4 separate regions of the Homo sapiens genome follow, and regions 2, 3 and 4 are each linked to region 1. The links are chromatin loops, found by intact Hi-C in ENCODE. Cell type or tissue: PC-9. All regions are shown on one strand.

Evidence for each region. A loop is a pair of places that touch in the nucleus more often than their neighbours do. Peaks named below come from ENCODE experiments on the same cell type or tissue, not always from the same donor. Only the 100,000 strongest peaks of a DNase experiment are listed, where the experiment ranks them.
Region 2: a loop joins it to region 1, with 4 times the contacts of the local background. A loop is called at or near these places in 6 of 110 quality-filtered maps.
Region 3: a loop joins it to region 1, with 5 times the contacts of the local background. A loop is called at or near these places in 2 of 110 quality-filtered maps.
Region 4: a loop joins it to region 1, with 7 times the contacts of the local background. A loop is called at or near these places in 3 of 110 quality-filtered maps.

Annotation. Positions count from the first base shown.
Region 1 is chr9:98,704,330-98,712,329 of GRCh38, forward strand. It overlaps GABBR2 (gamma-aminobutyric acid type B receptor subunit 2), which reads right to left and starts at 4,606. Exons shown (of 19, transcript NM_005458.8): 1 at 4,088-4,606. The coding sequence starts at 4,408. RefSeq lists enhancers at 2,232-2,803, 3,375-3,945, 5,698-5,992. In PC-9, CTCF peaks have their summits at 3,002 (motif pointing left) and 3,202; DNase peaks (open chromatin) are centred at 2,662 and 3,002; H3K4me3 peaks cover 2,986 bases; H3K27ac peaks cover 1,356 bases; H3K27me3 peaks cover 2,236 bases.
Region 2 is chr9:98,533,625-98,541,624 of GRCh38, forward strand. The region is part of intron 3 of GABBR2 (gamma-aminobutyric acid type B receptor subunit 2); the gene reads right to left. Among named protein-coding and RNA genes, the nearest start is that of GABBR2, 170 kb to the right of the region's middle. In PC-9, CTCF peaks have their summits at 3,370 (motif pointing right) and 4,781; a DNase peak (open chromatin) is centred at 5,197.
Region 3 is chr9:98,070,015-98,078,014 of GRCh38, forward strand. NANS (N-acetylneuraminate synthase) reads left to right here. Exons shown (of 6, transcript NM_018946.4): 3 at 6,904-7,003. It also overlaps a transcript of TRIM14 not described here. Among named protein-coding and RNA genes, the nearest start is that of NANS, 17 kb to the left of the region's middle. RefSeq lists enhancers at 1,658-2,158, 4,619-5,425. In PC-9, CTCF peaks have their summits at 4,575 (motif pointing right) and 4,777; DNase peaks (open chromatin) are centred at 2,317, 2,827 and 4,587; H3K27ac peaks cover 4,236 bases.
Region 4 is chr9:98,569,420-98,577,419 of GRCh38, forward strand. All of the region lies in intron 2 of GABBR2 (gamma-aminobutyric acid type B receptor subunit 2), which reads right to left. Among named protein-coding and RNA genes, the nearest start is that of GABBR2, 140 kb to the right of the region's middle. RefSeq lists an enhancer at 6,457-6,516. In PC-9, CTCF peaks have their summits at 4,543 and 4,749; a DNase peak (open chromatin) is centred at 6,362; H3K27ac peaks cover 1,935 bases.

The DNA of each region.
Region 1 (8,000 bases):
TGGTCTTTCTGACAGTTGTACCCCTAGACTGGGCTCCTTGGCTCCCTGAACTTTCTCTAAGTTTATTATTGAATGATTTAAGATAGTAACACATGAGAAAACATATAGGTCCAACAATAGGGGAATGATTAAATACGTATGGTTCACCCACAGGATAGAATAGTATACAGCCACCAAAAATCATCTTTACAAGGAGGATTTGAGGACATGGGGAAAAACCCATGATACAATGTTAACTGAAGGAAAAAAACATAAAAGAGCACATGGAGTATGATCTCAAGTACATAAAATAGTAAAAAATGACAACTGGAAGGGAATGATGCTAATTATTAGATGTTATTATTTTTGTGTAGATGGATTATGGGCAATTATTTTTCTTTATGCTTCTCTGTAATTTTCAGCTTTTCCACAATGAACATTAATCAAATTGAAAAAAAATATCTTTAACTCATTCCTTGGCTATTATTTTATTTTATTAGTGTGGCTAGAATAAGAAACAATCACATGGAGAACATTTCTGAAGACAGGAAGATCACTTGAGCCCAGGAGTTCAAGGCTGCAGTGAGCTATGATGTACCACTGCAGTCTGGCTTGAGCAAGAGAATGAGACCCCCAACTCTTTCAAAAAAAAAAAAAAAAGTCATTGTCTCTCAGATTTTTTAGATCAAACATTAAGTAATATGGTACATTTACCTTTTTACCTTGACTGCCAGGAAGCTCAGAGCTAAAATATAATACTCAATGCAATAAATTTTAGCCCAGGTTCTTGGTATAGTAACTTCTATGCTTCTACATAGTTTCTGATGCTTTCTTTTATCTGTATTTTCAGTTGTCTTGCTTGTTCAAATCCTCATTGGAATATATAAACGAGTATTTGCTGAAGCCATTTGGTGTTACACCAGAGAAGCAGAGGTTCTGATAGACAGGTATTCTGTTAGGCTGTTTCATTTTTACCAACACATGGCATTGAGTGAGGTTTTGAAAATCTACCACTATTCTACTTACAGAAGAGAGTCAATCTGGTTGTAGGAGGCTCCTTTATTGAGACAGATTGTCCCCAGGGACCAGATTAACCCATTCCTTGCTAAATCTCCATCTCTCTGCAGATCATATGGATAAAGGTCCATACTGGTGCCCATAGTCACTGGCCATTGAGGCCACTGATTGACAGCAAATGTCAGCAAATCCAGCCAAAATCTGTTCACCACATCCACCCTGTGTTAAAGTCTACAAACAATGTGACACAGCCTGCAAATAATTAGGCAGTGTCCACAAAGACAGCCAATCTGAATAAACTAGACCCTAAACACTCTAACACTAGCCACAAACATTCTTTAGATCGCTCTAGATTTTGCTGCAAATTACCTAGACTGATCCTTCCTTCACTCTGGCTCAGGGAGAAAGCACCTCTACTTTAAAGATAAGGCCACTTGTGAATTCACAGGAAATAAAAATGAAGGAAGGGAGCTGGGCACGGTGGCTCATGCCTGTAATCCCAGCACTTTGGGAGGCAGAGGTGGGCAGATCACCTGAGGTCGGGAGTTCAAGACCAGCCCGACCAACATGGAGAAACCCCATCTCTACTAAAAATACAAAATTAGCTGGGCATGGTGGCACATGCCTGTAATCCCAGCTACACGGGAGGCTGAGGCAGGAGAATCACTTGACCCTGGGAGGTGGAGGTTGCGGTGAGCCAAGATCACGCCAATGCACTCCAGCCTGGGCAACAAGAGCAAAACTCTATCTCAAAAAAACAAAAACAAAACAAAACAAAAAAAACAAAAAAAAAAAAAAAAAGAAGGAGGAGGAGGAGGGGAGGCAGCAGGACACATTTATTTAGTGCTTACAGCATGCCAGAGCACTGGCCGCTGAGCCTGCCAGCTCAGGGCATCTTCTACCCTGGCCTGTTATCTTCCTTAAGCTGTGTGTCACCTGCAGAGTACACATAATATTCCCACCTAGGCTTAGAGAGATTAAATACCCAGCTCAAGGTCATCCAGGGTGGAAAGTAACCAGTTTCTCACTAAAACCCAGGCCCCACCTACCCCAAAGCCCTGGCTCTGGGCCCCTTCAAAAGGCTAGAGACACTTCTCTGTTTGCACGAAGCTAAAATTATCTTCTGTCTTCCTTCCCACTGTTTTCTAAATATTCCCACGAATTGAAGAGTCTTCTGACTGTCTCATCCTCTTGACTTTGGGTCCTTTCACTCAGAAAGTCATCAAGACACACTCGAAAAATAAAATGTAAAGGCTTCAACCCACACCCTGAAACGAAGCACCCATCTCTTTGCTGCCACAAACAGGCCAGTATGAAATCTCTTTCAGGGAAGCTTTCTAAAGGGAAGAAACTGATGATGAAAACATTATGCAGCTGACAATACTTGGTGATGATGCAAGCAGGGCTGCCCTATCTAAAAATGTGTTTGTCCCCAAAAGACCGGCTTTGCAGTGACCCCTCCAGAAGAATATGTGCAGTAGCAACAGAGAAACTGTCAAGAAGATATGCCTCCGTGTAACTGCATTGCTGTCTCCATTTATGTGTGCCAGACAAGTACCCCCACAGAACTTGAGATGCTCAGGCAAAGACGAGGGCGATAGGAATGTCATTCGGAAATGATTTCACACCGGGTTAGCCCTGCACAGCCAGCCAGCTTGCATCCTCTGGGGCAGAGGACGCCTCTCCGCCTGCAGCAGCCTGCGCGTACCGCTGCCAACTGCCACCGGTTCCTTCACCTTTTATTTACAGCGCAGAGCAAGCTGGTTCACCGGTGAAGCGGGGGAGGCAGGGAATAAGATACAATCTAGATTCTGCTCTTTCTCTGGGGACATAAAGAGGGTCCGACCAAGGAGGAGGGGAAGCCCAGATTGCACCACCAGAGCAGTAGCGCGACCCTCCTCCCAAAAGGGTTCTGCACCTGGACTCCAGCAGAAGCGCCCGGAGAGTCCCAGGAAGCCAGGATCAAGCCCAGCGCCTCGGCCCCGTTCCGCGCGATGGAAGAGGCGCCAACCGAGCGTACTGCACAGGAAATCACTGCCCCCTTCAGGCCGCGTCTCAGACGCTGCGGTCGGAGCACAGGGGCTCGCTCGGTCCGGAAAAACTCGCAAACCCGACCTTGCGCGGCCAGCGATCGCTCCTCCAGACCCGCTCCGCGCGCTCCAGCCCCGGCCTGGCGGTGAAGGTCCGCTCTGGGGCTTCAGGCAGAACCCAAACCGAGGGCGTGGGGAGGGGTCTTGGGATGGAAAGCCCTTGGCTCTCTGGCTCCGCTCCGGACTGCTCTCCAAGTCTGTGCTCCGGCTGCTAGGTCGGATGCTTCAAGCCTGAGCCGTGAGAAACTGCCTGCAGCCGCCCGGCCAACAGCAGCGGCGCGGCCGGACACCACTGCACGTCCGGGACGAGAACTGCCAGGGCACTTTCTGAGCAACTAACCCGAGGCAGGGGTCTCCTGAAATCGCTCTGGCCACAGGCAGCGCCGGGCACGTCCAGGCAGAAGCGCTGCAGAGCCGGTGGCCCCACACTTGCCCGCGCGGAGCGGGCTCAGAGCTGCTGGCGCGCACCAGGCGCCCAGCCACGCTGCACGCTCAAGCCCCTTGGGTTCCGGAGCCTTCCGGACCTCAAAGCGCGGCTCGGCTTCCCTGGGGGCCTGTGAGCAGGCCCGCGGCCCCTCCGGCCCTGGGTGGCCCAGTTTGCAGTCAATGCGCCTGTTCCTCCCACTCGGTACCTCGCAGCCCCATGAGCGGGACCTGGACAGGGACAATCAATGTAGGCCTTTGGGGGTCCAGCCCCCACCTTCTCCACTCCTTTTTCTCTGGTCAAAAGAGACCCCAGTCTTCTATCCCACCCCCACCCCTCCCCACACACACATACACACATAAGACCAGAGGAGGGGGTGCTTGGCAAATGTTACCAGCTGTGCCAGCCAAGCCCAGCAGGACCGCGGGGGTGAACACTGGGCACCAGCCCTCTCTGCCCTCGGCAGGCGCGGGCCGGTCAATCGGGGATCTGACCAAAGGCCGGAGGTTGCCTGTGTCCAAACCACCCACCCCAATGCCCCCCGAAGCCCCGACGGCAGGGGCAGCCGGACACTCACCTCCGTGTCATAGAGCCGCAGGTCGAGGAAGTAGGGGCGCAGGAGTGACTCGTTGCGGATCTGCTCGATGGCCAGTTCCACGGCGGGGAGCACACCGCGCCCGATGCTGCCCTTGGCCACCTCCTTGGTGAGCGGCATGAGGCCCATGATGGAGAGCGGCGGGCTGCTGGGCGGCGGCCGGGGGGCGCCCCGCGCCCAGCCCCAGGCCCCGGGCGCCAGAGGCAGCAGCAGCGGCAGCAGCAGTAGCAGTAGCAGGCGCGCGGGCGGCGGTGGCGGCGGCGGCGGCGGCCCGGGCTGCCCGGAGCTCCGCGGGGAAGCCATGCCGCGCCGCGGGCTGCGGGCGCCGGCTCACTCGGCCCGCATGGCCTGGCCCGGCCCGCCGCCCCGCGCCAAGGTCTTCCCGCGGCGCCCGCGCAATGGCGCCGGCCCGGGCCCCGGCTCCGTCTCGGGCTAGGGTTCCGGCTCGGCTCAGAACGGCCGCGGCGGCGGCGGCGGCAGCGGCGGCGCCCGTGACGGATCAATCACGCCGGGAAGGGGTGGGAGCGAGCGGAGTGCGGGAGGCGGGGAGCAAGCGAGCAAACGCGGAGAGGGGGGCCGGCGTCTCCGCGCGCGCCTCTCTCCAGCGCGGCCGCCCCGCACCGGGCCGCCTCCGCCCGCCCCCGTGCGCGCTCTGAACCGCTCTCCCGCCGGGAGCTGCTAGGCGGCAGCCCCTGGAGCTCGGCCGGGGGAGGGCGGACGGCAGGAAACGCGGGAGGCGAAGGCGAGGCTGCTCAGGGGCGGCTCGGGCCGCCTCCAGGGACGGGGACGAGCCGTGCGCGCCGGGGGAGGGGGAGGCGCTGGCGCTGCGGCGGCCGCGGGGAGGGCCACCTTCCCAGCACACGCACACACGCGCCCCCGGCCCTCCGCTGCGCCAGCTGCCGCTGCCCGCCGACCGCTGACCTCCAGGCACCAGAGCGCCCGGGGACAGCGATCTGGGAACCGGGACCGCGCGCTGGCACACGCAGTGGCCGCCGCCGCTCCGCCGAGCGCTGCCTGTAGCACCTGCACGGTGGTTTGGAACCGCTTCTCGGAGGTCTGGCCGGGAAGGTCTGGGCAGGAGAATGTTCCACGAAGGCGTCCCAGAGGCATCTGCAGCCTACGCTCTCCCGTTCTTTTCTGGCGCCCACGAGCCCCTGACCGAGTCCCGGGGGTCGCTGAAGACGCCCACGGGTGCTCGAACGCCCGTTGGTGCCAGGCTGCCCGGCCTTTAGGGCCTTGGCTGAGGACACCCCTTTCCTCCCCACCAGACGGAGCGACCGCCCTTTGCCAACCCCAAGCAAAGCTGGGGTCCCAACCTTACGTGCGCTACCGCCCCCTCCAGGCATTTGACCTCCCCGCGTCCCCATTCTTGATGGGCCCCGCCCTAGAAGTCTCCCGGGGTGGGAGCACTATCCTCAGGCCAGGGCGGGGCCGCGCGCCCCTGGACTTGGCCCTCTCTCTGCCAGGTCGCACTGGCCAATCTTAGCCAAAGCAGTCCCGAGCCAGATGTACCCGAGTGAGCTGACCTAAGACCTTGGGTTCCTTGTGCCTCTGCATACTTCAAGAATAGGAAACGTGATCATTAATCTATAAAGTCCCAGGGGCTGATTAATGCGAGGAACACAGTAGGACATCAAATCACAAAACATACTTGAGCCTGAACCAGGGACTGTGGAAGATATCGACGACCTTGTAACAAGAATGGAAGTTTGACCTTCGCTGAGTACTTACTGTGTGCCTTATGATGTAATCCCCACAACTGCCCTGTAAGCATACTGTGTTACTCACCCTTACTTTACAGGCGAATACACTGGTGCTCAGAGAGGTTCTGTAGCTAGTGGAAGCACACAGAGCTACTGAAGGACCGGAACCCAGAGCCAGCAGGAACTCCGTGCACAGTGCAGTGGGAGCCAGGGATGTGGGACTGCAAGTTTCCTCTCCAGGAGGAGCACTGCCCTGACTCAGTTGCTCTGGACATCGATTCCCTCCGGCATATGGTGAGGGATTTGGACCGGATGATGATGATGATGGCCACACACCAGCTCTACTGGAGTGAGGCAAGGGCAGCTCTGAATCCAGGCTGAGTTGTTAGGAAGCACAAAGATGTGAGTGGAGGCTGAGCAGAACTACTAGAGAGTACCTTGGACAGCGCCAGGGAAACCAGGCCAAATTCTCTCTGCCCTAACTTCTCTTTCCAGGCTTCTATAGACTCCACCTCTCCCGGCTCCACTTGGCATTTCCTTTTCCCCAAGCTGGAGGGTTTGCATGAACAGAACTCACCTGAGCATCTCCTCCAGGAAGGGAGGAAGGAAGGGAGGGAGGGAAAGAAATGGTCCAAAGGACAGTGTAATCCCCAGATACTCGCTCAACTGCTGTCTCACTTGACATCACAAATATCCTCCAGTCATAGTCTTCTGGCACCTGCCATTCCTCAAACCCTTAGCTCAGGTTTCTGAATGAACATTTTCACTTGGTTTTTTTCTTTTTTCTAATTCTTTCCTTTAGTCATTTGTGTCCTCCTTGCAAGCTGTGCCAATATAGAGTGTCCACTGACACCTACATCTGGGAATAAGTTGAAAGCTGGGTAACTTTGCCTGACATTTACTAAGGGGTTGAAGGCCCTACCTGGCATCCTGCCCTACAGCCCCTCTGTCTTCTTTTATGGTGGGGTGACCTGGCCCCAAGACGCATGACCTGGGATCTGCCCTGACCCAGGGGGCACCAATCTCACTCTCCATCAGCATGGCTCCAGGCCAATCTCTGATCTCACAGCCCACTCCTAATGCCTGGGCATCCCTCTGGTTCCAAGATCTTACTCTGGCCTGGTATTACAGTTTGGGTAACTGCATCCCTGATGTGCTTCCTGAGTCTGAGTTCCTGCCTCAGTCACCAGCCTAGAATGCATGTTCCTCCAGAGCTGGGGTCCAGCGTCTTGCTTTATAATAATCATTCATTCCTTTGACCAGTGTTTTGAAGGGCATGCTACCTGCTAGGCACTGTCCTAGGAGCTGATGATATAGGAAGGAAAAAACCAGAACAAAATCCCTGCCCTTGTAGAATTGACATTCTAGTGGAGAAAGAGAAACAATAAATAGGAAGAAGAAGATATGTTAGTATGCCCATTTATGAAAAGTGCTATGGTGAACAAAAAAGCAGGAAAGAGGATTGAGACTGGCAGAGTGGGGCTGCAATTTGAAATAGGGAGGTCAGGGAAAGACACACTAAGGTGACTCCTCAGCAAAGACATAAAGAAGGTAAGTAAGAGAGACAGGCGAATAGTGTTCCATGCAGAGGAACAGCAAGGGCAGAGGCTCCGAGACAGGAGTGTGCCTGGCATGTTCAAGGAACAATGTGGAAGCCAATGTGGTAGAGCAGAGTGGGCAAAGGGAAAGCAATCAGATCCAAGGTCAAAGGCAGGTAGGACTGTATGGGGCCTCAGCACTGGGAGGGCACATGAAACAGCAACCGTGGGAGGCTACTGGGTGGAGCAGTGACATGATCTGATGTATTTTAAGAGGATCACTCTGGCTGTAGAGTGAAGAACCGTTAGCAGGGGAAAAGAGCGTGAGCAGGAATACCTGTTAGGAGTCTCTACTACAATAAGCACATTTGGTGGCCAGGCCAGGGTATAAGCAGAAGAGAGGATGAGAATTGGCTAATCATTGTGCTTCTTATTAATTGGAATAAAATGCATTGGCCAAGTCCCAGAATGTGGAAAACACTTGATTCCCTTGAACTCATCTACCTTTTAAGAGATGTAATAGAGACTTAGAAAGCAACGTGCTCAGGTTGCACCTCCAGGAAGTAATGAAACATCCGTGTTAGCCCAGGTCTGTATGGCTTAAATTATTATCTTGTTTGCATAATCCTGTTTCCTTAGCAATCTTTTCTCACA
Region 2 (8,000 bases), 170 kb before region 1:
ATCTCATCCCCCATCCAGTGACAGTGGGTGAGAGATGAGGAAGCAAATGGTGTCTTGTGCTGCATCATGCAAAGAACTGGTATGGGGAGAAAAATGAGGAGGAAGAACACAGAGACGGCACACCTGGAGCCAGCTGGGGAGGTTGAGCCAGATGGAGGGCAGGATGTTCCTGCCAAGAGAGAAGCCAGCATGGAGGTGTGGCTGGACCAAAGGGGCAAAGGAAGAAGTGACTGCAGGTGAGACAGAGGAGGAGGCCTCAGAGAGACCATAAAGGGTCTCGAGCCATGCTAAGGAGCTTGTTCCTGCTCAGAGCAGCAGGAGAGGATGATGATTCTAACAAGGGTGGCTTCTAGATTAGATGCAAGCCCAGGGTCTCCCCGTCCTCCCCTGCAGGAGTGTCTCCCAGGCTACTACTCTGGAAGAGTAAGCAGCAACTTTAGAGGAGTTGACCCAAGGCCCTTTTGGTGGGGCAGATGGCAACTTAGCAAGGGGTAAAGGTTTCAAAGGGCCAGGCAGGGCCCTGGAGGGCCTGAAAGGGCAGGTGCTTTGAAGAGGAAGCTCTGCAGATGCTGACCTTTTGGTCTCGGGCAGATTAAGGGCCTCACCTCAGTGGGGCCTGCCACTTGAGAGAGGTCGCCAGTACAGAAAGGTCAGCTTCAGAAGCCTCGAGATCACTGAGGACCAGTGACTAGGTGGGGAGTCTTGGAGCTTGGAGCTTGGAGGGAGAAAAGGGAAAGGCAGCCATGCTCATGGCAGGCACAGAAACTCAGCCATGCAGTGGGGCTCCTGAATAGGGGCCAGCCACGGGCTAAGGAACCTGATTCTGGATGTTAATAAAAATAACAGCTGCCCCTTGCATGGTGCTGAGGATAAGCCAGGCACTTTTCTTAGTAGTTTAAGTATCCTAACACATTGAATCCTCCCAACAACCCTAAGAGGTAGGTGCTATTATTATCCTCATGCTCAAGATGAAAAAAAGATGGCAAAGAAGCCTACGAAAAGATGCTCCACATCATATGACATGAGGGTAATGCAAATTAAAACAACAAGATACCACTGCACATCTATTAGAATGGCCAAACTCCAGAACGCTGACAATACCAAATACTGGAGAGGATGGGGAGTCACAGAAACTCTCATTCATTGCTGGTGGGAATGCAAAATGGTACAGCCACTTTGGAAGACAGTTTGGCGTTTTCTTACAACATGAAACATACCCTTACCATATGATCCAGCAATGGAGCTTCTTGGTATTTACCCAAAGAGCTGAAATCTGATGTCCACAAAAAATCCTGCGCATGGATGTTTAGAGCAGCTTTATTAATAATTGCAAAAAAATGAGAAGCCACCAAGATATCCTTCAGCAGATGAATGGATAAACTGTGGTACATCCTGACAATGGATACAGTTGACCCTTGGTAACCACAGGCTCCTCATCCATGGATTCAACCAACCATGAATTGAGGATATTTTTTTTCAGGGGGGCACCGGGGGAACAGAGTCTCACTCTGTTGCCAGGCTGAAGGACAGTAGTGCCATCTCAGCTCACTGCAACCTCCACCTCTCAGGTTCAAGTGATTCTCCTGCCTCAGCCTCCCAAGTAGCTGGAATTACAGGCGCCCGCTACCATGCCCAGTTAATTTTTTTTGTATTTTTAGTAGAGACAGGGTTTCACCATGTTGGCCAGGCTGGTCTCGAACTCCTGACCTCAGGTGATCTGCCCACCTCAGTCTCCCAGAGTGCTGGGATTACAGGCATGAGCCACCACACTCAGCCCGGATGGAGGATATTTTAAAAATAAATAAATAAATAAATAACAACAGAGCAACAAAAAATAACACAAAAAAAAACCCAATGCAGTATAACAACTATTTACCTAGCATTTACACTGTATTAGGTATTAAAGGTAATCTAGAGATAATTTAAAGAATATGGGAGGATGTGCATAGGCTATATGCAAACACTACACCATTTTATATCAGTGACTTGAGGATTCTCAGATTTTGGTACCCATGGGGGTCTGGGAACCAATCCCCCATGGTTACTAAGGGACAGCTGTGTTAATTCAGCACTAAAACTAAACAAGCTATCAAGCAATGAAAAGACATGGCGGAAAGTTAAATGCGTATTAAAGAAGGGAAATAAGCCAATCTGAAAAGGCTACATTCCGTATGATTCCAACTAAACGACATTATGGAAAAGGCAAAACTATGGGGATCAGTAAAAAGACAGAGGACTTTTAGGGTGGTGAAAATACTCTAATGATACTATAATGATGAATACATGTCATTACACATTTGTCCAAAACCATTCAATATACCCCACCAAGAGTGAACCCTAATGTAAACTCTGGAGTCTGGGTGATGATGCCCTGTCAATGTAGATTCATCAGTTGTAACAAATGGGCCACTCTGACAGGGATGGTGAGAATGAGGAGGCTGTGCCTGTGTGGGGGCAGGGAGCGTATGGGAAATCTCTGTACCTTACTCTCAATTTTGCTATGAATTTAAAATCCTCTAAAATTAGTCTCTTAAACAAACAAAGCAGAGGCACAAAGAGGCAAGTAATTCTCATGACCATGTCCCTGGGAGTGGCAGGATCAGGGTCAAAGGCCAGGTCTCCATAAGCTCACATCCTAGAATCCAAAATTCTTTGAGCTAGGAGGGATCTTAGAGGTCAACTGGCCCAATTCTCTTAGCTTACAGAAAGGGAAACTGAGACCCAGAGACAGCAAGTGATTGGCTTACGGGTACTTAAGCACTTAGTTGGTTAGCTGCAACATAGAATTGAGAGCCCAAAGAATAACTTGGTGAGGATGGTTGGGTAGACCATAAGACTTGAAAAGGGGGAGAGACCCAAATGTCTCTGCCTCCCTCTGCTGTCTTTCTAGGCATCCCCTGCCCACTGCCTTCATCTCCACCCCAAGCCCTATCTCCCTCCTGGGCCCGCAGTGCCCATGTGACATCACTCAGCACTCTGGCCTCTCAGCTCCTTGCCCTAAATTCCAGTGACCTGCACCTCCATGCCACAATGGGTCTTCACACATCACCAGGGTCTGGACTCTCGGTACTTATGCCCCTCTTCTGGCTCTGTCCACAGCCTCCCAACAACCCTCCAGTTCCTTACCGCAGCCCCTCAATGTGCACACGGGTTACCTGCCTGCCTATCCCTCTCCAACACAGACTTCGTGGACCACCCAACTCTTCACACCCCTACTGTTGTCTTCCATCTGGCAGGGCCCCCAGCACTGGACCAAGGCCTCCCTCCACCTTCTCCATCCTGCTCCTCAGTCCCCAGGCCTGCTGAGGGCCACAAGTAGACCGAGGCCACCAGGTAGAATGGGGCTACTTTGAGCTCAAGGTCTCCCACCACCAGAGGGCGTCACTTCCACCCTGAGCTCCTGACTCTGAGCCAATTACGCAGGACGTGAGTTCTCAACGCTGGCGACACACTGAAGCCACCTGGAGAGCTTGGACAGGCTCCAACACCAGGGTCGTCCAGTGTGGTTGCTCTGGGGATGGCCTGGGCATCAGGATTTTCAAAGCTCCCCAGATGCTCCATCCATACAAGGGATTACCACTCAGCAGTAGAAAGAAACAAACCACCGCCACATGCCACAGCATGATGTGCCTCAAACACTGCGCTAAGTGAAAGAAGCCAGACGCAAAAGACTGCGTGTTCTTTAATTCCATTTATATGAAATTTCCAGAAAAGGTAAAACTATTCCTGGGGCTGGGGGGTGGAACTGACTACAAATGGGCACATGGGAATTTTTAGAGTGATGAAGAGTGTTCTAAAACTGGATTGTGGCGATGGTTGCACAAACACATACTTTTTTTTTTTTGAGACAGGGTCTCACTGTCTCCCAAGTTAAAATGTGCAGTAGGGCAATCATAGCTCACTGCAGCCTTGAACTCCTGGGCTCAAGCCTCTCAGGTAGCTGGGACTATAGGTGTGCACCATCATGCCCAGTTAATTTTTGTATTTTTTTTTGTAGAGACAGGGCTTTGTCATGTTCTCCAGGCTGGTCTCAAACTTCTGGGCTCAAGCAATCCTTCCACTTTGGCTTCCCAAAGTGATGGAATTACAGGTGTGAGCCACCACACCTGGCCAACATAAAAAATTTATAAAAAATAATTGAACTGTACATTAACAACGGATGAACTGTATGGTATGTAAATTATATCTCAATAAGGCTATTAAAAGTGAAGAAAAGGAAATGGAAGAAAATCCAAAAATGTACATTTTATTTTGTATTAAAATCAAAATTTCCCTGGTGATTCTAGCGAGCAGCCAGAGTTGAGAACACAATGCAGGAAGCCTCACCACTCACCCCCAGGCTGTGTCATTGATCTCTGGTCCTCCACAGCACAGGGCCCATCACAGACCATGGCACATAGGAGGCCACACTGATTTTTTGAGTGAATGGGCCTGCATTTTCAGTTTGCCCCATGAATCACTGGAGAAGCAAATGGCTATTTAGTGAGCACCTACTACACAGAGATCTTTCATTTCTGTTTTCTCACTTAACCATCTCATCTTCAGTACCTGCAAGGTAGGATAAATAGCCCCATTTTACACAAGGGAAAAGTGGATCTCTATGAGGCCTAGGATCTCACAGCCATCACTTAGCAAGGATGGGCTCAGAGATCAGCCCACCTGGTACCAAATCCTTCCTTCTTTTGTCTCATTTACATCTTTCATCCAGAGGGGGCATGGCAGAGCAAGCTGAAACTTTCCAGTAGCCAATTCTCTCCATGGAACCCTGGTCCCAGCAGCAGCTCTAGATCTGATACATCCTAGGGTCAGCATGGGAAAGTGAATTGCCTGGGGTCACGCAGCCATGCTTGGCCAAAGTGGGCCTAGAGATCAGTACCTCAGACCCAAGTCCTGAGCAGCCTCTGGGTTACCATGGGCTTACCTTGAAACTCAGAGGTTGGAGGTGCTCACAGGAGCAGCTGGTCCCCAGGTGGGATGGCCCTCAGCCTTCTACCCGCTTCCATAGTCCTAATGCCACAGTAATAAGCTCCGTGGGAGTAAAGCCCCTCCACCACCCCCTCCGACTTCAGGATTTCTTTCACTTGACATTCCTTCCAGTGCACCAGTCCGGAACAGAAGTGCTTGACGTTGCTGATCGACCAGTTTCATAAAAGGAATCCAGTTTCCTTTGCACTCATGAAAAGCTGTTAGCCCCTGGCGAGTTTCCAGGGCCTGCACTCCAGCGATGCAGCCCAGACATTGAGAGAGGGATGCCAAAGCCCTTGGGCACAGAGAGGAGTCAGCTGGGCTGAGAGATTTAAATCAAGAGAGGTCCTTGCCAGCAATACCAGCAAGCAGCATCCTGTCCTCGGGAAAAAAGGTTTCCCACTGAGATGCCCTGAAACCCTGGCTGAGGGCCCCGACACGGCTGTGCAAGGGGAAAGATGTGCTACCCAACAGTCAAGACCTGAGATTACCCAGTGAGGACCATGTAGCGAGGACACACAGCAACAGCCTGAGGGTACAGCTTCCAGCCCTGCCTGGGCTCTTTACCAGCATGCGCCCTGGGGCAAGAGACCTCCCACCCTCTGCAAACCTCAGTTTCCCCATCTGTAAAATGGGAACCATCACTCCTCCTTACAGGGTGGCTGTCTGTGAGAGTTTTTGGGAATCTATAAGGCACACAACCAATGTCAGGGCTCACAATTTACCCCCTTTAGAACCAGTCTGGTGGGAATTTCAAACCTCTTAGGCTATATGCAGGTAGTTCCTATGCAATTCCAGGAAGCTAGAGAAGAAAAGAAGGAGAAATGGGAAGTCTGAACTGAGGGGTTCAGGACCCCAAAATTTAGTCCTGACTTTTCTGTGAACAATCTTTCATGACTTCAGAGGTGCCTTGAAACCTTGAACTTTGTCCCCTTCCCTCTCTGGGCCTTAGTTTCCCCTTCTACAAAATGAGGAGGGTAGGAGATATGTCTCTAAGGGTCCTTCAGGCTCTGACAGCCAAAGATGCTATTAGAAAAAAGCAGGTCTGGCCGGGCCCGGTGGCTCATGCCACTTTGGGAGCACTTTGGGAAGCTGAGGTGAGCAGATCAAGAGGTCAAGAGATCGAGACCATCCTAGCCAATATGGTGAAACCCCGTCTCTACTAAAAATACATAAATTAGCTGGGTGTGGTGGCACGTGCCTGTAGTCCCAGCTACTCGGGAGGCTGAGGCAGGAGAATTGCTTGAACCCAGGAGGCAGAGGTTGCAATGAGCCGAGATTGCGCCAGTGCACTCCAGCCTGGTGACAGAGTGAGACTTCGTCTAAAAAAAAAAAAAAAAAAAGAAAAAGAAAAGAAAAAGGAAAAAGCAAGTCTCTCTAAATCCTAGTAGAGTCCAGTGTTAATGGGGCCATGGGATGGGTCCTTCTTATCCTCCACCATCCACTTGTTTCACTCTCATTTTAGAACATTTCTCGCTTCTCTATGAAGGCGGCCTTTCAGCAAAAGCCTCTTCAGCGTTTGGCAATGAGTCACTCCCGCTGGAGGTCAAGTTCCCTTTGTGCCTCCTCCTAGGGGCTGAGAAACAGAGAGGTGGGAAGATGACGAGCAGTCTTGCCTGGGAAAAGCTTGCCTTGTTTGGATACCCACAGACAGTGGGGCCAAACACTTCCACTTTTCACGCACCTCCAAAAACAACCCTCTCTGTGTATGAACTTTACAGTTTACGAAGCTCTTTCAGATCCATTACTCATTGGATTTTGGCAGAAGCCCTGCAGGGAGGCATGCAAGAAGTTATTGTCCCCATTTTACAGGGGAGGAATCGAAGCTCAGAGAAGCAAGGTAACGTCTCCAAGGTCACACAGCCAATGTATGAAGTGGTCTCTCCTTCCCATGGAAGAGACAGGGGGCAAGAACCTCAGAAGGTAAGTGCAGAGCTGCAGTGGAAACCAGGTCTGCTGATTACCAGCCCTGTTCTACTCCCAACTTTCTTGCCACCCTGCCCGGCCTTTCCCCATTCCCAGGCTGGCAAGAGGCTGTGTGTCTGCCCCCACCGCTCCGGCTGAGGTCTGTCTAGACCCCTGACTCACACATGGAAATCCTCCACACGGCTAAAGTTTGTTTCTCTTGGGCTGCTAAGAACACTTGGTTTGTCTTGTGTTTTTGGAGGCTCCAAGTATCAAAAGCACACATGGGAATAGAAAGGAGAGGAGGAGGCACAAAGCAAATGGGAAAAAAGACAGGAGGCCATTTTGTACTCATCTGAGTGAGGCTAATGTTTCAAATATTTGTTAATATCCACTGTTAGTAAGGATATGTGAAAATGGGAATTTTCAAATGCTGTTGGTGGGACTAGAAATTAGAACTGCCTTTTTGGAAGTCAGTCCTTCTCAAATTTTTAAATGGCCCAGCAAATCCACTTCTAGAAGTCTACTGCCAAGACGCACACCTAGCCATGAGAGTATGGTTGTCCCATTGAAAAGTGGTCAACGTTCAGAGGGGCTGGCTCGGTAAGTTACGATATACCCATCTGACAGAACACCAGGTCCCTTTAAACCATGAGGTTAATCAAGACCTCTAAGATCTGTTGTAAAGTGAAAAAAGAAACATACATGATATGAAGTCATTTGGCTTTAAAACAAATACATTGAAAAAGTTCTAGGCAGATGAACCCCTAAGTGAAAGCAGGAGTTAACTTTCAGAGAGAAAGCATGATTCAGGTGGCTTAGGACAAAGCAACACTTTTACATTTTTTACTACCCATATTTTGGCTTTTTTTTCCCCCACAACAAAACACATACACAAAACAAAAAAATTGCCTACCATATATTAAGGTGTGTTTGTAAGTCACTTAGAACAAACAAAACTCTGTACCCCATCCAAGGTGACATTGGCATCTTCGGTCCAAGCCAGCCCTTCCCCAAAACTCTCCTCACAGATGAACACACCCCCTGGTAGAACTTTGTGATCTTAGATGGTCACGACAGCATCAGTAACAAAGACAAGCCCACAGGGCCACTGAGGGAATAAGCCACAC
Region 3 (8,000 bases), 630 kb before region 1:
GAAGAGTATATAGTATCTCTCTGTGTTCTTTCTTACAGTTGCACCTGAATCTACCATTATCTCAAAATTCAAAGTTTAAAATTAAGAAAAGATTCCTCTATTTTATTTTATATTTTATTTTTTGAGACAGAGTCTTGCTGTCACGCAGGCTGGAGTGCAGTGGCACGATTGTGGCTCACTGTAACCTTCGCCTCCCAGGTTCAAGCAGTTCTCCTGCTTCAGCCTCCCAAGTAGCTGGGACTACAGGTGTATGCCACCATGCCCAGCTAATTTTTGTATTTTTAGTAGAGACGGGGTTTCACCATGTTGACCAGGCTGGTCTTGAACTCCTGACCTCAGGTGATCTGCCTGCCTCAGCCTCCCAAAGTGCTGGGATTGCAGGTGTGAGCCACCGTGCCCAGCTTTCATTTTAAATTTTTATTTTATTTATTTATTTCACTCTGTTGGCCAGGCCGGAGTGCAATGGCGTGATCTTGGCTCACTGCAACTTCTGCCTCCTGGGTTCAAGAGATTCTTGTGCCTCAGCCTCCTGAGTAGCTAGGATTATAGGTACCCGCCACCACACCCGACTAATTTTTGTATTTTTAGTAGAGATGAGGTTTTACCATTTGGCCAGGCTGGTCTCAAACTCCCGACCTCAGGTGATCCGCCCACCTTGTCCTCCCAAAGTGCTGGGATTACAGGCATGAGCCATCGCGCCTGGTCACAATTTTAATTTTTAATTCAGCAAATACGAATAAATAAAACCACATCAAAAAATAAAAATAAAAAAGATCTGCAGACTCTTTAGTAATTTTTTTTTTTTTTTGAGACAGGGTCTCACTCTGTTGCCCAGGCTGGAGAGTAGCAGCACAATCATAGCTCATAGCTCACCGCAGCCTTGACGGCCCAGGCTCAAGCGATCCTCCCACCTCAGCCTTCTTAGTAGCTGGGACTACAGGTCCATGCCACCACAACCAGCTAATTTCTAAATTTTTTTGTAGAGATGGGGTCTCCCTATGTTGCCCAGGCTGGTCTTAAACTCTGGGCCTCAAACAGTCTCCCACCTCGGCCTCCCAAAGTGCTAGGATTACAGGTGTGAGCCACTGCACTTGGCCTCCTTAGTAATTTTTAAGAATTTGAAGATGAAAACATTTGGGACTCCATGCTGAATGCTGTATACACATACCCCAGCTGTGTGGTGTGTACCTGGCTATATGATGGCACGACTGTATGGTACACACCTCAGCTGTATGGTACATACCCCCGACTGTATGATGCACACCCCAGCTCTGTGGTACACACCCTGCTGTGTGGCCCATACCCGGGCTATATGGCCCAGTGGCCAAGTGAATGGACTCTAGGGTCAGATTTTAAGTTTGAATATGGCTCTGCCTGTTATTTTTGGTATATCCATGTGGAGGTTATTTAACCTTTTTGTGCCTGTTTTCTTCAGTTGTAAAGTGGGCTTCCTAGCAGAACCCATCTGGGAGGGAAAGTGAAGATTAAATGTGATCGTTAATATAAAGCATAGTACACAATCAGTATTCAGTGAATATCAGTTACAATTAAGGAAAGCAACCTGGGCTAAGGGCTAGGACATCTGGGTACTTGCAGGCTGGGACATCTGGGTACTTGTCCTGGCTTTGTCCTTAACTCTCAGTGTGACCTTGGTGAGCCCCTTCCCTGCCTGGGCCACCATTTCATTTTCCGTGTGTGACCAAGCTACCATCCAGTGGTTCTCTCTATTCTGATGTCCTGAGTCAGCGCAGAACCAGGGAAGATGTCATCAAGGTGACTTGCACCTGGATTGGGGACTTTTCTGCTTCCGTCCACGTTTCCTGGAAATGCAAGCTCCCTGAGCTCCTGGATCTGACCTAGGAGAAAGGTGCCTCCTTGCCCGTGAGGCTGCCAAGGCGGAGTCACTTCTTTAGGCCGTGCCCTGCAGGTGGCATCGGTTGAGAACCCGGAGCAGTTGGGTGATAGGGAGGAGTCTGGTGTTTGCAGCGGGGCTTCCTCCTTGGTTTTCCTTCCCTCTGCTCCCCAGGCAGCCCATTTGCTTGGTGTCTGTGATGGGTGTTTTAGAGTCAGGCTCTCTGAGCTCAGCTCCTGGTGCTCACACTCTGTGTGGCTTGGGCTCCTCATGTAACCTTGGAGCCGCAGTGGCCCCCGTCTGTAAAAACAGGATTGTTAAGATGCTCCTGGGGCTATCTGGAGGATTCAGGGAGCTAAACCCGTGGGGTGCCAGCACAGGGCCAGGTCTACACTCACCCAGCGATGGCTGTTCTGTGACTCAGAACCCTTTGGAGTTTTTCTGCCTCAGCCTATTTGGGCAGGTAGGTTCCTCTGGATGAGGAATGCCTTTTGTCCCCAGCTAGTCCCCTGCCTGACCTAGGGCACAGGCAGTGAGGGAAAGTGCATTTTTTTTTTTTTTTTGAGACGGAGTCTCGCTGTGTCGCCCAAGCTGGAGTGCAGTTGCGCAATCTCTGCTCACTGCAACCTCCACCTCACGGGTTCAAGCAGTTCTCTGCCTCAGCCTCCCGAGTAGCTGGGACTACAGGTGCCCGCTACCATGCCCAGCTAATTTTTGTATTTTTAGTAGAGACAGAGTTTCACCATGTTGGCCAGGGTGGTCTTGAACTCCTGACCTCATGATCCACCCACCTCGGCCTCCCAAAGTGCTGGGATTATAGGCGGGAGCCACCGTGCCCGGCAGGAAAGTGCATTCTTTAAGAGCCTTTACGAGAGTTAATTTACCTTGCCCTCTGTCAAACTGTTGGAGGTAGATTGGTTCCTTGTTCTGTATTTACCTAGCAAGTGGCTCCCAGTGTTTACCTACCCTAACTTCCTTATAGAAACAGGCATTTATTGAATGCATATTTTCTCCACACTGTATGCTGTTCTAGGGCGTTCTCTGTGTGCTGAGGAAAGGTTAAGGTGTGGCAGAATTTTATTAAGGCCAAGAAAACCGTCAGGGCTTCTGGTTGAAAGTTGCACCAAGGCTGTGGAACTCAGGTGAAACAGCAGAATGTCTTTAGTCTAAAAGGAAAGTTCTATTGAGAAGGCAAATGGAAGCCATGACCAAAAAGGTGACTCCTGAGGGACATGCTCTCCTCACACACAGTGGCCATCCCAGCAAAGCCGCCCTTCCCTCCAGCACCTGCCTCTGTCCTAGGCACGGTGCCCTCTGACAGGCTGCTGCCCTGAGGCTGGCCCAGCCTATTTGTGGCTACACCCTTCCCCTGACTCCCTGTTCTCCCCAGCTCATCACCATGGGCTTTTTTTTTTTTTTTTTTTTTTTTTTTTTTTGAGACGGAGTCTTGCTCTGTCACCCAGGCTGGAGTGCAATGGCATGCTCTTGGCTCACTGCAACCTCCACCTCCCAGGTTCAAGTAATTGTCCTGCCTTAGCCTCCCGAGTAGCTGGGATTACAGACACACACCAACACGCCGGGCTAATTTTTGTATTTTTAGTAGAGGCGGGGTTTCACCATGTTGGCCAGGCTGGTGTCAAACTCCTGACCTCGTGATCTGCCCGCCACGGCCTCCCAAAGTGCTGGGATTACAGGCGTGAGCCACCGCGCCTGGCCTGGGCTTCTTTTTTTTTTTTTCCAATCCTGAAGGATCCAAAACCTGAGGGGAGAGGAAGGGACTTTAGAAAAATCTCAGCTCCACTCCTCTCTTTCCTTACCCCTGACTCAGATCAGCAGTTCCCAGAGTGTCCCACAGGACACAGTACAGAAATGGGGTTCTGTGGGCACGTGTTGTCCACCCTCATTCATTAATTGATTTAGAATCAATAAAGGGTTTTTTGGTTTATTTTTTGTTTTGTCACCCAGGCTGGAGTGCAGTGACACGACCTCAGCTCAGTGCAGCCTCAACCTCCTGGGTTCAAGCAATCCTCCCACTTCAGCCTCCTGAGTAGCTGGGACTGCAGGCACACACCACACACCCGGCTAATTTTTATATGTTTTGTAGAAACGGGATTTCGCCATGTTGCCTAGGCTGGTGTCAAACTCCTGGGCTAAAATGATCCTCCTGCCTTGGCCTCCCAAAGTGCTGGGATTACAGGCATGGGCTACCATGCCTGGCCAGAATTAATAAAGTTCTGAGTCGAATAAGTTTGGGAAACACTGGGTTTGGAACTCAGCTAAGTTGATTTACTGGGACCCTCTAAGAAGGCATTAAGGCAGGGTAGTGTTTCTCCCAAACGAGGCTATCCATGGGACCCATTTCTGCATGTTGAACTCAGCTGGGAGCCCGAGGAGAGTTGTACATGCCTGAGCTCCCTTCAGACTCCCACAGACTTTGTGCTATGGGGCAGGAGGGAGAGAGGAGTGCTGAGGCTGCCGGGCTGCATGGAACCCCAGATAGAGGGAACCCGATAGCACGGTCGGCAGGCTAGGGGAAGTCAAGGAGTCCCTGAAGAGAAAGGGGTCACCAGTTGCTGACCCAGCCTGTAGTAGCCCCTAGGCACAGCGATACTGTCTTAGGGCTGAAAGTTAGGATCTTCCAGATTACTCAGATTCCCTTTGCCCGATGGCTCTGAGTGGCAGTTTTCTAAATGTCCACTGGGTGGCGCTGGCTCCCCAGGAGGCGGCAAAATGAGGCGCCCCTTCCCTTTCCAGCAGGAATTGGCCTTTTTCTTTACTTGAAAATTACAGAATTCCATGCAGATTTTACAGCCTCTGTAGGTAAGCTTTCACAAGGTGTTTTTCTGCACTTGTCCCCCCTCCTTGCCCCGATCGCTCTGCCCCTCTCTTGGGGGGGTTTCTGCTTCTGTTTATGCCCTGGTGGGCCACACCACACTCCCACAAGATGAACATTATACAAAAGAAAACTCAGTGGAAGGTTCCTTCTTTAAACAGAAAGCACTCTCTTCATCTGCCAAATGAAGTGAGAAGGGTAGGAAAATTAGATTTTATTGAAAAAATATATTTAAAACTGATGTTTTTTCAGTTCTGTCTTAGGGCTAGTTAGCAGTGTTATGAGACACAAACAGGAAGGAGTGAGGTGGAAAGGTATGGAAGGTACTGGGCATGGCAGCTGAAGCTTGCAACCCCAGCACTGTGGGAGGCCAGGGTGGGACAACTGCTTGAGGTCAGGAGTTTGAGAACAGCCCGGGCAACATAGCAAGACCCCATCTCCACAGCAAATTAAAAAAAAAAAAAAATTAGCCACATGTGGTGGCACGTGCTTGTGGTCCCAGCTACTTGGGAGACTGAGGCAGGAGGATTGCTTGACCCCAGGAGTTTGAGACCAGTCTGGGCAACATAGCAAGACCCCGTCTCTACCACAAAAGAAAAGAAAAAGATGGAAGGGGAAAAGAGAAGAGTTAAAAATAAAGCAGAGGAAGAGCAGTGAGAAAGGTGAAGGAAGGGAGGAAAGGAAGGAAACGGTGGGAGGGAGGGAGGAAGGAAAGGGAGAGAGGGAGGGAAGGAAAGGGAGGAAGGAAAGGGAGGAAAGGGAGGGAGGGAGGAAGGAAGGGAGGGAGGGAAGGAGACAGGAAGGGAGGTAGGTTGGTTGGTCCGTCGGTCCGTCGGTCCTAGACCAATCAGAGTTTGCATTTCATTTCAGCAACTTCCCTGGGAGAGGGAAAGATTTGTGCCCATGTGATCAAGTGTGAGCAACTCACTAAGCCCTAACTTATTTCTGAGTCACCATTCAGAGACATTGATTTTTTCGACTTTTGATTTCCAACTTCAAAACAAAACAAAGGGACTCAAGAAAACTTTTGAAGGTGATGTGTATGTTTATTACTCTTGTGCTGATGGTAGCAGTAGTGTATACTTAAGTCCCAACTCACCAAATTACATTATGTGCAGTTTTTAGTATATCAATTACACCTTACTGAAGCTGGAAAGAAATGATAATAAAAAGTTTTTGAGTTCTTATAATTTGACAGCAAACTGAGATTTTACTCTTATAACTTGTGATCCACTGATTCCTTCAGCAAGCATTTGCTGACATTTACCAATTTCCTGAGTCTTGTTGATGAATACTAGAGAAGGATGTTGAAGAGCACTAAATAGGTAACCTCAAGCAGTGACGTTATATCTGAAAAAAGTGACTGAGGTTCACTTTTAAGTAGGCAGCGTGCTTTGAGGCCTGAAAGGGCTCGGGTTGAATGGGCCCTGCCAGCCATGGATCCTTATGTAGAGGCTGGGCAAAAAAATGCTCCATTTTCCCCCTTTCGCCAAGAATTGAAATAGCCCCTTTTCCTGCTCGTTTGGCCGAGTAGAAGGGAAAGCCTTTGAGGCTATTCATGTTTTCACTGCCTGGTTTTCTGGGTCAGGATTAGGTCATGACCGTTTCATGTTTGTTCATTTGGCCTTGGGCCCCTGGGGCAGGTAGGGTCTGGCCAGGGGAAAGGTTCTTTTCCAGATTCTTTTTTTTTTTTGAGATGGAGTCTCGCTCTGTGGCCCAGGCTGGAGTGCAGTGGCATGATCTCAGCTCACTGCAACCTCCGCCTCCCAGGTTCAAGTGATTCTCCTGCCTCAGCCTTCTGAGTAGCTGGGATCACAGGTGCCCGCCACCACACCCGGCTAATTTTTATATTTTTAGTAGAGACGGGGTTTCACCATGTTGGTCAGGCTAGTCTCAAACTCCTGACCTCAGGTGATCTGCCCGCCTCGGCCTCCCAAAGTGCAGGCATGAGCCACCACGCCCAGCCCTTTTCCAGATTCCTGTAGCCAGCAAAGACCAGCACCAAACGTTTGTTGGGCTAATGGATGGGTGGATGCAAATGAATGTTTGCATTTGAATGAAATGACTGAGAACAAATCTTTGCCTGCTTTCAAGTTGCTGAGCGTCCCTCTACTGCCTAAGATGAGGGGTTTTTCTACTTGTATGTTATTCCTTGCCTGTCATAACAACAGTGTTTTTGGACAATGGTGAAAAGGAGCTCCCTCTTTGATTTTTGTAGATGGCAGTTGAATTCCTGCATGAACTGAATGTTCCATTTTTCAAAGTTGGATCTGGAGACACTAATAATTTTCCTTATCTGGAAAAGACAGCCAAAAAAGGTAAGTGTCTAATTTTTGACTTAAAATCGAAGGGAGTCCAAACCTTCATATTTTTACTCCCCTCATGGTGGCCCACTTTCAGCAGATTTCATGAAGACAAATTTTAGCCTCTTTTCATTTTTTTAAATAGAGATAGGGTCTCGCTGTGTTGGCCAGGTTGGTCTTGAACTCCTGGCCTAAAGCAATCCTCCCATCTCGACCTCCCAAAGTGCTAGGATTACAGGCATGAGCCACTGTGCCCTGCCAGAAACCTCTTTTCAATCAGCCTGTACTTCCATTTTTTGTAAGCTAATTTGAAAGAAAATGAATTAAGAATATGACAGTTTTTATAAGACATTTAGAAATTCTTTTTAAGAATTTTTTTTTTTTTTTAATAGAGACAAGGTCTGTCTATGTTGCCCAGGTTGGTCTTGAACTCCTGGATTCAAGTGATCCTCCTACTTCAGCCTCCCAAAGTGTTGGGATTACAGGTGTGAGCCACTGCACCTGTCCTAGAAAATTTTTTAACTAAAATTTATAAGAAATTAAGGATATGACAGTATATATAAAACCTAGCTGGGTATGGTGGTGCATTACTGTGGCCCCAGCTACTCGGGAGGCTGAGGTAGGAGGATTGCTTGAGTTTGAGACCGCAGTGGGACATGATCGTGTAAAGTGGTTTTACAACATGAACAATTTCATTTGATCCTCATAACACTCCTAGGACTGAAACAGGTCATGATTATGATGCTTGATACTTATTTCACAGGGGAGGCCTCTGAGACTCAGAGACGGACAGTACTCTGCCCAGGCACAGCTAGAAGTGGCAGCTCCACACCTCACATTCATTCACACTCTTGAATCAGCACTCATTCTACTGTACTGCCATGGTATACAACCTATTAATCAGATAAGATACTCATTTTCCTCTTGGCAGTGTGAAATTCCTCTGCCTCTTTAATTCAGTTCCTTTTGCTCAAGAACACTGTCGGGGGGCAGAGGGGAGCCCACCTTTCCT
Region 4 (8,000 bases), 130 kb before region 1:
CATGCAAAGCTTTAAACTCCAATGGCCGTAATCAGAGATCTGCTTCTAGTAAAGGAGTCCTGGGCATCATAACAGCAGCTACTGGATTACAGTTTATAAAAGCGCTTTCCCTTGGAGAAAAAACAACTGCATAAAACATAGAAGGCAGGTTTGCTATTCCCATTTTACATAACAGGAAAGTGAGGCTAAGGGAGAGAAAATCAGACCATGGCACATGCTGCAAAGTGCTGGAGGGTGAGCCACGGAGCCCAGTGTCGCTGTTACTGTGAGACTTTGGCAAGGCCCCTACCCCATCTGGTCTCTGTTTTTCAGCCTGTACAACAGGGAGACTGGACCTAATGCCTGCTAAGCCTCTACGACCTCTGCCATTCCATGAATCTACCTCAAATTCCACAAGCCACAGCTAAGCAACAAGCAATCTTTTGATTTCTCAGACAGCCTACAGTTTAATAAAATAATCATTTGAGAAAATCATGTCAGATCACAAAATTTCTGTTCCTATGAAACAAAATGGCATTGACTGACCGTTTAGAATGATGCCAGAATTCAGTAAATAGCAAAAGGCCTGATTTGGGGGTTCTCACTGATTTGTTTTTTAAATGTCAAAACCAGGCATGCTTTCGAGTTTTCAGAAATCAAGTCCTAAACGTATTGGGACTCCATTGCCAATACCTCTACACACATAGAGTCAACATCCTCCCATCTGAAAGTCCTCCTTGCCTCCACTCCCTCACATGAACTTCTCCAAGGAGACAGCCCCATGACACAAGCCGAAATGTTCCTTCCCAGGAAGGTCCTCGTGGGGAGTGCCAAGGTGGGCCACAAGGCAGGGTGGGCTGTCGAGGGGCGGCTGGGGACAGCGCTGGGAGAAATGCATCTACAATTTAATAATCTGCCACGGCTGCCTTTTAAAGGACAAGCTCTGTGGGATGCAGTTCTTGAGGAAATAGTGTTTGCGTTTTCCTACGAGCAGCCCTTTATCCCTTTAGGAATCTGACTTTATTTTCATCAGCAAGATGATTTCTGTCTGCAAGCTGAAGCTGCGATAATCTCACTCCCAAGCAGGAAGGAGTGTGGTCCTGGTCTCTGAGGATGTCTAACTCCCTCTTGCTAGCATCTCTTGGACCTTTCCCATGCTCTGTCTCCATCTTCCCCACCCAGCTCCAAATTCTCCTGGTTTTTCCCAGGCCCCATGCTTTCAGGACAAACCAGGCTGGTGGGAGATCTGCAGGACTGCCCCAAAAACTGCAAACACAAGCCACCCTTAGGTCTCTGAGGACAGGATTCTGGGTGGGACTGAAAAAAACTGCAAAGGAAACTTATCAGTTAGAAAACCAGGGGGCGGGGGTTCCTGAGATGGGAGATGCGGGCTGAGGCTGAGCCCAAGGCTGTGTTAGGGCTCCCTCTGTGTCCGTTTAACAAGAGGCTGCAGCTGGAGAGTCCTTGGGTGACTTTAGGTCTGGCACACTCTGATGACGTGCCCTTGGTTGTTAGGGGACCAACCCAAGGCCTAGAAGGCAGGCACCTGGCTCTCCGTCAGCAAATACGCCCTGAGCACTGCTCTGGCATCACTGCCAGGCCTGTACCAGGCCGAGGGGCAGGGTGAATGAGACACAATTCTAACCTCAGGCAGCTGCAGGCCGGGGGTGGGCAGACATAGCAAACACCCTGGGAGGGATGTGCAGGTCAGGTCAGGAAGCACAGGGGAGGCCATGGGGGGCTTTGCAAAGAAGGGACACCCAAGCTGCACCAGGAAGAATGAGCATAGTCCTGCCAGCAGCCTGTACTGAGGCTGGCAGCATGAAGGGGCAGGAGGTGGGCTGGGAAAACGGCAAGGTGATGGTGCACTCCATGGACTGTGCCCCACCATGGACTGTGAGCTTCATCCTAGCGGCACTGGGATACTTGCCCTGGCAGCATCCCCCTGTGACCGCCTCCATGTCCTCTTTCCCACACGGGCAGCATCAGTTGGAGTTTTTTGGACCAGCAGCATTTGTTAAAGAGCCCAGGTGTCTGGGGGATGAACAGGCCTTAGAGAGCTCCTGGCCTGGCAAGTCTCCAGGGGCCAACAGCATCACAGTCACCTGAGCCACTGGTACTGAAATGGCTGTGGTTTTGATCAGCGGGGAATACAGTCCTAGAGGGATCTGATAAATCCCCTAACCTAGACCTGCTCAGAGTGGAGCCCTAGAATTTGCACTGTTACCAAGAACCCCCGTAAGTGACTCTTCCCATATAGTTGGAGAGCCACTGACCTGGTCTATGCCTACTCTGTGTATTAAATTTCCCCAACAGCAGGCCTGGCTGAAACTGGACTTCTCAGGGAACCTTGGCCCACAGGGAACTCATGACTTCACAGCCAGGCAGCGTGCTCCATGCTGGAAGCTTCCAGAGGCAGGGCTTGCTTGCAGGAGGTGGAAACGCTGCTCCCTGATAACTTTGGCCGTGGCTCCTGCTTCTCCCCACTTGCACCAGAGACCAGCAAAATCTATCAAAGACAGCCATGCAATGCTGGAGGCCTGGACTCCTCCCTCCTCCCCAGTGCCCCATGTGCTCTCCAGGCTGAACACCCTCAGCTCTCCAATGTCTAGACCTTGACCCTTCCCTGATGCTTTCCTGGGTCATGCCCTAGTGGGTTCCTCCCAGCATGAGGCCCAGATCAGAGCCCTGCACCCTGAGCAGGCTCTGACAGTTTGGAGAGGGACAGAACCAATCTCACCTGCATGTCAGACCCTGGACTCTATGAAGGTCCTTGCATATAGAGGGAGAAACAGGTTCCCAGTGGCTAAGTGACTCACATCACGACTAAAACAATATTAGCCTCTCTATGCAGCAGCTATGAATCAAGAGGCCCAGCAAAAGGCAAAAGTTAAATTTAACCCGTTTCAGCACCAGGGTGAATTTTCACCCCTCTGGTGTGTGAATCCCTATTTTTGTGACACAAGGAAACAGAAACAACTGATTACGCATTCCTGGCTGTCTCTGTCCAGCAAGCATTGCTCCTCCAAAAAGGGCCGCCAGAGCTCCTTTTCAATTACACAAATTCCATGCAGTTTTCCATTTGTGAAGCTCTGTTTTGAAGCCCAGTCTTGAGTAAGTTAAGAGATTTATCAAATCCCTTGGGCACCTGTAGACCCACCCATCCACCCCTTCACCATCTCTGGAAACAAGCTTAGCCTCCCTGTGTTGGGGTTGGGGTGGCTTGGGAGGTCCACAGAGTCTGGCTTATAATAAATGGGTCTAGGTTTCCTGAGAGTGAGAAGGAGGCAGGAATCCAGGCTCCCAGGCTACTCCCAGATCAAGATCCTGATCTTTGTTCTTATATCTTCCTTGCCTGGCTGCACAAGCCTGGGAGAAATCCACTCTCTTGGGCTCATCTACCATTCTGCCTCCCAGGTCCTCAGAGAAGTCCAAACTGTTGAGTACCCTCCAGTTCCAAGCCCCCCCAGCATGCCCCATCCACGTCCAGTTGCAGCCGTTGATCCAGCCCCAGTGTCTAGTAGTGAATGCTAGGGCAGTATTGTCTGGGTGTGAGCATCTTCCCCCACAAGGAGCCTGGGAAAATGCAGAGCGATTCTGTGGAGGTGGAGGCTGAGATTCTGCATGGTCCACCGCCCTCCCTGCCCTACAGTCAGGGCCACACTGTGAGAGGCTCCGCCATGCAGCATCTCAGGCCCCTCCGTCCACCTATCCTCTGCACTTAGCACATTTCAGTACTCAGTGAGGACCTACTGTGAGCCCAGACCCTGCGCCAGACACTGGGAACCAGGAGATGAAGGAAGGGGTGGGGAAGGGCTGCCCCCAAGAAGCTCACAATCTGATATGGAAGACTGGCATATAGAACAAATTATTTTTCACAACACTTATTATTTTTTTTAATAGAGGCAGGGTATCGCTTTTTCGCCCAGGCAGGAGTGCAGTGGCATGATCATAGCTCACTACAGCCTTGAATTCCTAGGCTTGAGCAATCCACCCACTTCAGCCTCTCAAGTTCCTGGGACCACAGGAGTGTGCCACCACACCCGGCTAAATTTTATAATTTTTTGTAGAGATGAGGTCTCACTATGTTCCCCAGGCTGGCCTCAAACCCCTGGCTTAAAGCCATCCTCCTGCCTTGGCCTCCCAAAGCACTGGAATTACAGGCATGAGCAACCATGCCCAGCCCATTTTTTAAATTTTATTTTTGTTAATTGAGGTAAAATATACATATAAAATTTACCATCTTTACCAATTTTAAGTGTACAATTCATTGACATGAAATTTATTTAATAAGAGAATACTGTACACAATATAGAAGGATGTAGAACAGTGTTTCTCAACCTTCGTTTCACTGTTAGTCTCCTAAGAAGTCTTTCTGGCTGTTTTTTCCTACTCTTGCCCCCTGGTGAAATTGTAATACCACAGGCATGCATAGATCTGTTTGTGTACTACATCTATATCTATGCTTTATACATTAAAAAAGTAAGATTTTTTTTGCCTCGCCACAAGAACCAATGTTTACTCCCTTGGAGAAGATATCACCCCCTATTGGGAATGCAGGGTGTAGCGGAGGAAGAAATAATTAATTTACTTTTTGAGCGGGGAATGGGCGGCACTGAAGGAAAGGGGGAAAAGAAGGAGATCAGGGAAGGCATCACAGAGGAAGTGGTATCCGGGGTTTTGAAGGATGAGCAGGAGTTCTGCAAAACAGGGCAGGGCCTCAGCATCAAGTGCCCCTTGCTGGGCAACTGGAGTTCCTGCCTTCCTCCAGACATTAGTCACTATAGTATCCAGTCTCCAAGCTAGCACCCAGTGAGCTTACCTCCCACTACACCTTGGTACTATTCCTCTCTAAATAAGAGCTAATTTGTGTGATCCACAGATTTCAGCAGAACTTATAGTATGCAATTTCCAAAGCTAAGTCCCAAAAGACTTTGTCACCTCTGCCTTGGTCTTTTCGTGACTCACTTTGGGGGATGCCAGCTGCCTTGTCATGAGGACACTCAGGCAGCCCTATGGAGACCTCCACATGGAGAGGAGCCACACTGGAAGCAGATCCTTCGGCCCTAATCAAGCCTTCAGATGATGCCAGCCCCCAGCCTTCAAATCCTCCAGCTGGGCCCCAAACACCATGGAGCAAACACAAGCCATTCAGTGTGTCTGAATTCCTGAACCAGAGAAATAATGAAATAATACATAATATTGCTGTTTTAAGACACTAAATTTGGGGGGATTTGTTACCCAGTGGTAAATAACTAACACAGTCCCCATCTTGTAACCCAGTTCTATGTCTTATCATCTCCTCTAGGTTGGAGGGCTGTCCTGCTCATGGAGAGGCCAGGTAGCTGTGGTCTGCAAGCTGGGAGTTTCCAACGTTGTGCTTGTTCCTGCAGCTCCTCAGGGAATTCTGAGGGACAGGTGGTTCCAAGTGACACTGAGAATCAGTGGAATCAGCTGGATTCCTCTCTGGGCAGGGGATTTCCCTGGGACCTCAGCCTCTCATGCCTGGACAAAGCGTCCATCTTCAGATCCTTCCATCCCTTCCCACCTCCCTCCATCCCTCTGATCATTGAGCAGATTTCTAATGAAGACTGTGAAATGATAGGCACAGGGAAAAAGAAAAGTCCAGGTTCTGTCCTTAAGAAGCTCACAGCCCAGCTGGAGAGACAAACATTTATAAACACCACCACCCCCCCCCAAATCTGCAAAACCCTAAGAGAGAGACAGGCAGAGTGGAGTGGGACACTGGGCTGTGCACAAGCTCTGCTAGAATTAAACAAGGGGAAGTGATAGGCTTTCTAGGGCCCTACTTTAGCAGCCCCCTAGGAGCAGGCAGGAAAGGCTTCCTGAAGGAGGCAGCATTTAAGCTGGGTCTTAAAGAATGGGCAGCACTTGATACACTGGGTATAGGAAGAATGGGATGTTTTGGGTGGTAGGAACAGTGTAAGAAAAGGTGGGAATGCAAGAAAGACCAGGAATGACAAGTAATCAGGGGACTCAACTTGGGGAGTGGGAGGAGACAGGGCAGGACTAACCACAAAGAACACTTAGTTAGCACTAACTGTGTGCCAGACACAGCTCTAATCCTTTTTCAGTCTTTCCATCCACACAACAAACCAATGAAAGCAGTCCTATTACTACCTTGATTATGCAGATGATGAAACTGAGGCTCAGGGAGGCAGCACATGGCTCTAACTAATAGAGAATGTGCTCCTCAATGTTCAGGAAAGCAAGCTCAAGCCCAGAGAATCTAAGTGACTGGTCCAAGGTCTCCACAGCTGTCCTGGGCACCCTGAGGGCATGAGGCCAGGCTCCCACGGCACACTGAGCCATGCTGGCTTTCAGGTGTGTGGTTAGGTTTGTGGTTAGGTTTGCACCAGAGCACATGGCTGCTTTTCTGGTCTCCTCTTCCTGTTGCATCCACCCACAATCAGTGTGGCCTGCTCCGGCCACAAGGAATGACTCAGCACTCCCCAAGCCCACATACTTTCCCACCTCCCGCTTTTGCACGCCCAGTTTCCTCTGCAGCGGCGCTCTCCCCCATGTCTCCAGCTGTCCAACGCCCTCTCCTCCTTCAGCAGCCAGCTTCATGCACCTACCATAGCACCTGCCCTGGGGCTTCCTTGACCCGGGGCTAAGTGAGGGGCCCTCGCCCGGGCCCCACCTCTCTTTCATCACACCTGCCATAGCTTGTGCCCACCACCCCTCGTGGCTGCAAGCTTGGGCTCCACCCCAGCACCCCATGCATGCAGCACCAGACACAGAGGAAGTCCTCAGCCAGTGCAAGTGGAATGAAACAGATCCTCTATGTGGTCAGGCTCCTGCTCACCCTGTCACTCACTCTCTTCACCCTGGCTCCCCACCCATCATGCTCCAGCCCCATTTCCCTGTTTTCTGTTCCACGAATACACCAGGTCCTTTCCTATCACAAGCTGCCTTCCTCCGTTTACTATTCCATTCACTGACATGGAATGCGCTTCACCCAGTGGTCTCCTTCTCACCCTTTGGGTCTCAGCTTGAATGTCACCTCCTCCAAGAGACCTTTTCTGACTACCCCAAGGCAGTCACTATATATCTCATCACCCTGTTTCCTTCTGTCATCGCCAAGTTTCCTTACTACAGTCTTATCTTAAGGGCCAGACTGCTTGAGTTAAAATCCTGGCCCTACTACTTACTAGCTGTGAGTCCTTGTGCAAGTTAGATAGCTTTTCTGTGCCTCAGTTCCATTATCTATAAAATGGGGATAAGGTACCTAAAGCATAGAGTGGATTTAAAAATTAAAAGAGTTCACGCAGAAAAATACTAAGAACAGTGTCTAGCACATGGCAGACCCTCCATATACAACCTTAATAATATTATTATTTAATTACTTACTTGCTTCTTGCCTGTCTTCCTCCTAGAATGTAAGCTCCAGAATAATGTGAACCATACCTATCCTGTTCAGCATTGTATCCCCAGTGTGCCTACCAAAATCCAGGCACAGAGTAAGTTGCCTAAAATATTTGTTGGATGGATGGATGGATGGATGGATGGATGGATGGATGGATGGATGGATAGGTGAATGGGTGGGTGGATGTATGGATGGATGGATGTATGGGTGGATGGATGGATGGATGGACAGACGGATGGAAAGATGGATGGATAGGTGGATGGATGGATGGACAGATGGATGGATGGATAGGTGAATGTGTGGATGGATGGATAGCTGAACGGGTGGATGGGTGGATGCATGGATGGATGGATGGATGGATGGATGGTTAGGCGAATGGATGGGTGAACATATGGATGGATGGATAGGTGAATGGATGGATGGATGGATGGATGGATGGAGCAAAAAAGTAAACATGTGTATGGGCCACCACTCACCCCTGGTGGTCATATAGTTCTACACTCTTCTTTCCCATCCCAAATAACAGCTAACACTGGAAAGTCTCACCTACAATAGACTGTATATATGTTGGTGGAGCATTCAATGATGTATAAAATCTGCCAGGGCAAAGAGTGAATAATTGGCAAGGAGA